Regions from separate parts of the Homo sapiens genome. Here region 2 is linked to region 1. A link is a loop called in an ENCODE intact Hi-C map of the cell type or tissue named here. Cell type or tissue: ovary. All regions are shown on one strand. Links, peaks and the distances in the headings refer to the core of each region. The heading gives the core; the rest is flanking DNA.

What was found. Hi-C counts contacts between places; a loop is a spot of excess contacts. Peaks named below come from ENCODE experiments on the same cell type or tissue, not always from the same donor. Only the 100,000 strongest peaks of a DNase experiment are listed, where the experiment ranks them.
Region 2: it touches region 1 in a loop (2.7-fold over the local background); 76 of 110 quality-filtered maps call a loop at or near these places.

The regions. Positions count from the first base shown.
Region 1 is chr6:89,968,707-89,973,107 of GRCh38, reverse strand. All of the region lies in intron 6 of BACH2 (BACH transcriptional regulator 2), which reads left to right. Among named protein-coding and RNA genes, the nearest start is that of GJA10, 76 kb to the right of the region's middle. In ovary, for the core only: a CTCF peak has its summit at 2,274 (motif pointing left); a DNase peak (open chromatin) is centred at 863.
Region 2 is chr6:90,391,078-90,395,478 of GRCh38, reverse strand. No RefSeq gene overlaps it. Among named protein-coding and RNA genes, the nearest start is that of MIR4464, 81 kb to the right of the region's middle. In ovary, for the core only: a CTCF peak has its summit at 2,004 (motif pointing right); a DNase peak (open chromatin) is centred at 1,998.

The DNA of each region.
Region 1 (4,401 bases), core at 280-4,279:
GTTGTTGTTGTTGTTTTGAAATGGAATTTCGCTCTTGTTGCCCAGGCTGGAGTGCAGTGGCACAATCTCAGCTCACTGCAACCTCTGCCTTCCGGTTTCAAGCGATTCTCCTGCCTCAGACTCCCGAGTAGCTGAGATTACAGGTGCCCGCCACCATGCCCAGCTAATTTTTTTGTATTTTTAGTAGAGACGGGTTTCACCATGTTAGCCAGGCTGGTCTCGAACTCCTGACCTCGTGATCTGCCCACCTCACCCTGCCAAGGTGCTGGGATTACAGGCTTGAGCCACTGCACCCAGCCCGTCGTTTTTTTTAAAGACCCTTTACATCCTGTGAGAACTTTCACCTCTTTCTCATTGCCAGATCAGAATGACTTACTGGGAAAGTGTGCTGTTTTTAAAAATCCTACATTAGGCAGAAACTGAAACAACAGACTGACATCAAAGGTGTCCATTTAAAGAAAGCCCCAGGCTACAGAATTCTGAGCCCTATCCTCCTCCAAAATTTATGACTCTGAAACCTAAACTGCCTTGGGTCTGCCTGGGAACCTGTACATAATTCCTATTACACACTGTAAAGCGTCCCAAATAGCTTCCAAAGATACCTTGTTTTCGTCAATGGGGTATCCAGGTTGTGGCTTTGGTTAGTTAGAAGCAACATGATGCTTTTTTTAGTCGTTCTCAGTCTTGAATTGGCCTATACTCTCAGACTTCGCCAACTCTTCCTCCTAATGGCCTCTCTCATCTGTCTATATTTCCCTTCCCAACACCACTGCCTGTATCCCGGCCACAGTGGTGCTTGCCTGGACTTCTGTGACTGGCTTGCCGCCCGTCTGGCTTGTTCCCCAAATGCAGCCAAAGGAGTCTCCCTCATACTCTCCTGCGCAACAGACTCCAGTGAGGCCCCTGGGCCAGCCTCGGCGGCGGACACGGAAGGACCTTCCCAGCCCGTCCCCTTGCTCCCTTCTCCAGTTTCACCTGTGCCCTTGCCCCAGCTGCTGCTCCTGCCACACCACACTGCATGCTATGTTCTCTCTTAGGTCTTTGCACATTTCATTTCTTCCATCTGGAACACCAGCTCCCACCCAAAACCTAACTAATCCTCCCTCAGGCTGCAGCTCATTTGTCACCTCCTCAGTTAGATGCCCTTCCGCCAGCAGCTGTACTTCCCCTGTGACATGGTTTGGCTGTGTCCCCACCCACATCTCATCTTGAATTTTAGCTCCCATAATTCCCATGTGTTGTGGGAGGGACCCGGTGGGAGATAAACTGAATCACGGGGGCGGTTTCCCCCATACTGTTCTCCTGGTAGTGAATAAGTCTCATGAGATCTGATGGTTTTATAAGGAGTTTCCCTGTTCGCTTGGCTCTCATTCTGTCTTTGCCAGCGGCCATGTAAGATGTCCCTTTGCTCTTCCTTCATCTTCCACCATGACTGAGGCCTCCCCAGCCATGTGGAACTGTGAGTCCATTAAACCTCTTTTTCTTTATAAATTACCCAGTCTCAGGTATGTCTTTATCAGCAGCATGAAAATGGACTTACACACCCTGTAAGTAAGAACCGTACTGACAGTTCTTATCATGGCTGTGTTGTGATTACCTGTTGACTTGTCTCTGTCCCAATAGCCTAGAACCTCTCAGACCAAGTACCGTTTCCTTCATATTCATTGTTTTATGCCCCCAGCACCTAAGACACAATAGAACCATGCAAAGTGGTCAGTATGCATTCGTTAAAGGGATAAGGTGATTTGTATCTTATATTGAAAAGGTGCCCACCAGTGACATCCCATATTGTGAATTCCTGTGGAGGAGAATGCCTGGTGTCATTACCTTGTTCTCAGCCTATAAACTTAATCCAGCTAAGTGCTGTAGTGTCACTGAAACTCACTGATCTGTGCCTGGGGCTGCATGCTTGTCGTCTGACGCAGTTGTTCCCATGTTACTGTGTGGCAAAGGTGAACTGAAACACCTAGGGGAAGGCAGCTAGCTGTGGAGTGTTAATAATTGCTGACAGATTTGGCAGTTCATAAAGTAATGATATCATTCAGGACAAACTAATAAATAAAATAGCCTTTATTCTGCATTAAATATAATTTGCTAAAAATGTATTCTATGTGATGAACAAACCATAAGTTCCAAATTCCCTTTTTATTGCACCTAAAAAATACACCGTTAAGATCCCGCATATATTTTTTGAGGCATTTGCTTCTCTTTGCCTTGCTCTCTTTCTGTGACTTTCCCTGCGACCCAGATATAGAAATATCTTGTGTTCTTGTGCTCCCTCTCCTGGTCTTTTCTGTCTTTCAGCCAGAGCATATTCCTAGAATTGCGCACCACCCAGGTGGGGGCCTGGGCATATGAACAAAGAAGCCAGCCAGCTCGGCAGTGCTTGTTGTAAGATCTGGGGGGGGCCAGAAACAAATTTCCTTCTTCATTGTTTGCAGTCCAGCTTGACTAAGTGAAAAAGGGCCGTACAGGTGCAGAAAAGAAACATGCCTGGTATCCTTTCTGAGAAATAAAATGTTCTTTAGAAAAACACACATACACACAAACATTATAATAAAAAACACCTGATATTATGTTTTTTTGAAGCTATGCCTCCCCGGAGATATACAAATGCATGTATAAATGTGTCCAATCTGTTCTGTTAATAGTGCTAATTACCTGATTATCTGGTCAGGTACAGTAATAAACCCCTTTGACATTCTGTTCCTTCCATATGCTAGATAAAGTGTTCTAATATCTGGTCTGTGACTGTATGCTCTGCCCGCCAAGAGTCAGGAGGTGGAAAGATCATCAAAGCCTGTCGGCGGCGCTTCACTTCGGGGCACAGAACTGGGAACAGGGCACTGCCAGGCCCTACCTTGAGGTGGCAGGACAGCACTGTCCTTACTCCTCACGAGGGTGGCCTGTACTTCACAGGGCCTCTGTTGCCCTTCACATCCTCCGAACTCTGACCCTGCCCACCTTCTTTCTCCTGTTGGAGTTGCTTTTAGACACTTTATAATTTCACCTATTTATCTAACATTCTTCTTTTTTCCCCATTTGACTTTCTGAAATGCCTTCTTTGCTAACTCTGTGGTCTTTCCTACTTTAGTGTAGAAGAGGATTTTTATTTTTTCCAAGCTGATCTAAAAGACAGTCATCCCCCAACCCCCACCATCTAAAATTCTCTTACTCTAACTTAGCAGGTTAAGGATGAACCAGTTTTGCTCACTCAACTCACCCAGCCTTCATTTCCAAGCCAGCTTGCAGTCTTTTCTCACCATCCTGCAGTTCCAGCAGGACTGGTATATGTGTCCTCTTCCATCTGTTTTGCTCCATGGTTTTCCGAGCACTGTCAGCCTCTTCCCAACAGATCGTTTCTCTTCCTGTCATGTCATTCCCTTTTATGAGCCCCATTTGAAGTTTCATTTAGGTGGGGTGGAGGGCACTGGTTTCTCAGGTAGAGAAGGGTGTTAATCCCAGGTGCATATGGCAGAGCCTTTCCTAGAAAGCATGAGGCTGCCAAGGTCAGGGTCACAATATTTGAAGGACAAAGGCTGACTCCTGTTGGTGCTGCGCTCTCTGTCCCCCACCTGCTCCCATCCAAGCGTAGTGGTAGAGTGGTGGCAGCCCACATCCGTCCCTTGTCTCTCATCTTCTGCTGCACCAGGAGTCTCAACAATGGATAGGTCAGCATCAATTATTCTCCTATTTGATTGTGATACATTGTGAGTTCCTCCAGGAATTCTTACCTTCTTAAGACTACATTTTTGCTGGGCACGGTGGCTCACACCTGTAATCCCAGCACTTTGGGAGGCCGAGATGGGCGGATCACCTCAGGTCAGGAGTTCAAGATCAGCTGACCAACATGGAGAAACCCCATCTCTACTGAAAATACAAAAAAATTAGCTGGGCGTGGTGACACATTCCTGTAATCCCAGCTACTCGGGAGGCTGAGGCAGGAGAATCGCTTGAACCCAGGAGGCGGAGGTTGCGGTGAGCCAAGATCGCACCATTGCACTCCAGCCTGGGCAACAAGAGTGAAACTCAGCCTAAAAAAAAAAAAAAAAAAAAAGACTACATTTTTAAGACACATTCTTTTTTTATTATTTTTCGAGACAGAGTCTCATTCTGTCACCCAGGCTGGAGTGCAGTGGCACAATCTCAGCTTACTGCAACCTCCGCCTCCCAGATTCAAGCAGTCTTCCTGCCTCAGCCCCCCAAGTAGCTGGGACTACAGGCATACGCCACCACACCCAGCTAATGTTTGTATTTCTAGTAGAGATGGGATTTCACCATGTTGGTCAGGCTGGTCTGGAATTCCTGACCTCAAGGGATCGGCCAGCCTCAGCCTCCCAAAGTGCTGGGATTATAGGCGTGAACCACTGTGCCCAGCCCAAGACAGATTTTTAAAACTAC
Region 2 (4,401 bases), core at 178-4,177, 420 kb before region 1:
AGCAAAATAACACAATCTTTTGGGAAAACAATTAGCCATGCACATCAGGAATCATAATCCAACTCCTGGAAATTTATTCAGAGGAAATACTGAGATTTAAGTGGAGAAAGAGATCTGTTTTTATAACCATGATGACATTATTTATAGTGGTTTTTAAAAACTTGATGGTAAAAACTTTTAATGCCTCTATAGATAATTTACTAAGTAAATTAAGACATATATCTAATGAAATATTTTGCAACCATTAAAATTGTAATTATGGCTACCATGAAGTAACATTAAAATGCATGTAAAATAACATCAAATTAAAAAATGCAAGAATCTACATAAAGAGTAAACATCCACATGGATAAAGATTGGAAGAACATGGAAAATGTAAATACTTCATATATAAGAGAGGTGGAATTGTTAATTTTAAAAATTATTCTCAGTATTTACTGTTATACTACTTACAGATAATAAATTACAATCTAGAGAAAAGAACACAGTGTAGCAACTTTATAATCAGTAGAAAAACCTAGTACAATGCCAAACAACTTGATGTCTTGTTATGATGAGAGAAAAAAAACCATAAAATTTGCCTCCTATACATAAAAATGGGAACACTGGACACTCAGGACTACCAGAGGTGGGAGGTAGGGAGGGAGACCCCGGTTGAAAAACAACATATCAGGTACTATACTCACTACATGGGTGATGGGATCATTCGTACATCAAACCTCAGAAACACACAATTTACCCAGTAAAAAACCTGCACGTATACCCCCTGAACCCAAAATAAAAGTTGAAAAAAAATTTGCCACCTATAACATGATTTTTTTGCAAGTATCTACTGCTTTCTGGACCAAAGAGCCTCAACCAACTTAACATATACTCAGTGATCATCTAAAGAGAATAAACGTCCAAATAGCCCTTAATGTGAAAACTGTTTACACTTAGAAGCTAATGAAAATAAAAGGAAATTAAGTTAAATGCAGCATAATAGTCACTGGAAATATGGGCTTCTCAAAATCATTGATTCTATGCACCCTCCCACCAGTGGGGAAAGGAGAAAGAGAACTAACATATTTGAGTACCAACCTGTGCTAAGAATGATGCTAGTCACTCACATCCATAGCTCATGCCAACCCAGGAAGCATGAGGACCTGCAGCAGCATCAGTAACATTCTCCAGGCAACAAGCATCAGAGTCTTGGAGTCTGGTCCTGCTTTATTCTCCGTTTCTCATGAAGAATTTCAGTGACCGTCTGCACAAGGGAAGCAAGTTAGACCCAACCTAGTGAAGTGATGGCTTTGTTTCATCAACTTACCTACATTTCCAAGTCAGAATTGGATAGTCACTTCTTTCTTTTATATTTAAACACTTCCTTTCTCTCATCTCAGATTCTTCATCATAGCCCTGAAATTCACTTATGCGGGAGCCTACAGCTGAATCTCTGTTGTGTAATGGTCCTTTATTCTAGTATTTAATCTTTTCATCTCACCTACATACCACAGTGTTATGGAACATCGGGGCAATCCCTTCTAATTGACTAGTAAGGAGGATTTCATTTCATCCCTTGGTAATCACATCCTGGGTTTATTCACCCTTCTAATAATTCTATTAGAATGTTTATAAGATGACGTGCTTTTAATTGTTTTCCTGGTCCCAAAGATCCAGAGAGCAAGTTTCTCTAATGGGCTTTGTAACATCCATCCTTTATTTTTATTGCTAATGGACTCTCCAGTAATATAAAATGACTGATGAGTGCAATCAGAGAAAAGCAGAAAAATCAATACCTGTCCAGACTGCATATTAGTTAAAAGCAGGTGAGAAGCTGAGGCTAGCAGACAATAGGATTTTTTCTGCCTCTAAGTATCAGAAAAGGGGGGGAGATTATCTCAGATGGGCTGTGAAGCTCTCTGCAAAGGAGACTACAGGATGTTGAAACAAGGGAGTGCTGAAATCACTTGGTTATTTCTTAGAAATCTGTGGGAACTGCTTCCAGTAGAGGGCAGTGGTGCACACACACGCTGACCCCAGGCACTACCAAATTAATGTTGTCTCTTGCGGGGTTTCTCTCCTCACCTTCTACATCCTGTAGTGAGTCTGGCACAATCGAATTGGAAAGCGCACCCTTGTTCAGACACGGTTATTGTTAGCAGAGCCTCAGCAGCTGCAGGTTCACATTTGATGAGCTAGATTCTACACAGCAGACATGCTAAACATGGTACATGTATCGTCTCATTTAGTCTTCATAACAACCTTATGATACAGGTATTACTATCAACATCATCATCCCCATTTATAGATAAGAAGAGGTTATCTTGCCCAAGAACACCCAAACAGTGGTTCATAGAGCTGAGATTGGAATTGGCTCTACCCCACAACCCAAGAGCCTAGCTACTGCTGCTGCTACTACTACTACTACTACTAGTACTGCTACTACTGCTACTACTGCTACTATTCAGTGGCAGGCCTTACTATCTGTTCCATTCATGTGTACCCTTCATTATCTTACTGTGTGAAATTTCCAAACAGTCAGACCCTAGGTTACTCATACTTCCACCCATTCATAGCTCACAAATAATTTTATATATTTGGCTGGATGCAGTGGCTCATGCCTGTAATCCCAGCACTCTGGGGGGCTGAGGCGGGTGGATCACCTGAGCTTAGGAGTTCGAGACCAGCCTGGTGAAACCCTGTCTCTACTAAAAACACAAAAATTAGTTGGGCATGGTGAGACGAGCCTGTAATCCCAGCTACTCAGGAGGCTGAGGCAAGAGAATTGCTTGAACCCGGGAGGTGGAGGTTACAGTGAGCCGAGATTGCACCGCTGCGCTCCAGCCTGGGTGACAGAGCGAGACTCCGTCTCAAAGAAAAAAAAAGAATTTTATATAAGTGCACAATAAGTAAATAAATTTGAATAATTCATCATTCAAAAGCCCTTTAGATGTCTTTTACTGTACTGTGATGTATAGAGTAAACTCTACGTGCTCCCTACTTTGTCTTCATTTGCAATCTAAGACAAGTAAATAGCAATGATAAAGATGAACCTGTTGAAGACATAGACAAATGAGAAAGAAACTTGAACAAATACCTAAATGGAGGAAATCTTCATATATATATATATATATATATATATATATATATATATAATTTTATACATGTAAATGGAGGAACTAAGTATTCATATATATATAATTTTATATATGTAAATGGAGGAAGTAAGTATTCATATATATATATATATCAAGGGCAAAAGGCTCAGATGTTTTTCTATGCCTGCTTCTTGAATCTTCCCAGTCTGCTACTCCCAGATTTCTTGAAACCTTTCATTCAAGTCCTGGTTAGTTACAACTTCTGATCATTGTCTCCAGGAGTTTCTGCCAGTGGCCACTCCCAGGGAGGGGGAACTTGGGTGGGTTTCTGCACCCAGCCTTTCCTCTGAAGTTTCCAGCCAACCACTAGTCTCCTACTGTCTCTCAGAGCTTACCCCACTCACCCCAGAATACTCAGCCTCATCCTGATTCCTATCAGAGGCAATGACACTGACTCCTGCCTTATCTGTAGTTGATTACCCTTGCTTGTTAAGACAGTATAAATATTTACATTTCAATGTGTCTACGTGTCATATCTTTTATCATCTTGATTACTAACAAGGGTTCATATCAATTATCTAATATAGTTCTATGGCCTTAGAAAATACCTTATGGTTAACTGAGGTCATTGTGGATAAAATTAGGATATATTTTTATAATTTAAAGAATTAGGCCAGGCGCAGTGGCTCACGCTTGTGATCCTAGCACTTTGGGAAGCCAAGGCAGGTGGATCACAAGGAGTTTGAGACCAGCCTGGCCAACATGGTGAAACCCCGTCTCTACCAAAAATAAAAAAATTAGCCAGGTGTGGTGGCACGTGCCTGTAGTCCCAGTTACTCGGGAGGCTAAGGCAGGAGACTGGCTTGAACCTGGGAGGCGGAGGTTGCAGTGAGCCGAGATCGCGCCACTGCACTCCAGCCTGGGTGACAGACCAAGACTCTGTCTCAAAAAAAAAAAAAAAAAGAATTAAAGAACACCATGCTGTAGTGACTCCTGGAAATAGTAATGGGTTTAAGAGTAGATAATTGAATGTTTGTTCTTCAAATTGGGGTTGACGGATGATTTCTAAGAGGCCCTAACTCTGTTCTAGGGGAATGTTTAATTTTGAGTTTTATTATATTTCATAAAAAAAGTAAGCATATTCTGGATTACAATTACCTGTCGAAGTAGAGCGCAGTGGTTAAGAGCTTGGTTCTGAAACAGGCTGCCTAAGTTTACATCCTGGCTTTGCCCCTTACTCGCTCTGTGACCTTGGAAATTCTCAGTACCTCAGTTTTCTCATGTGCATATGGAGTGACTTCATTTGCACCCCAATGCAATG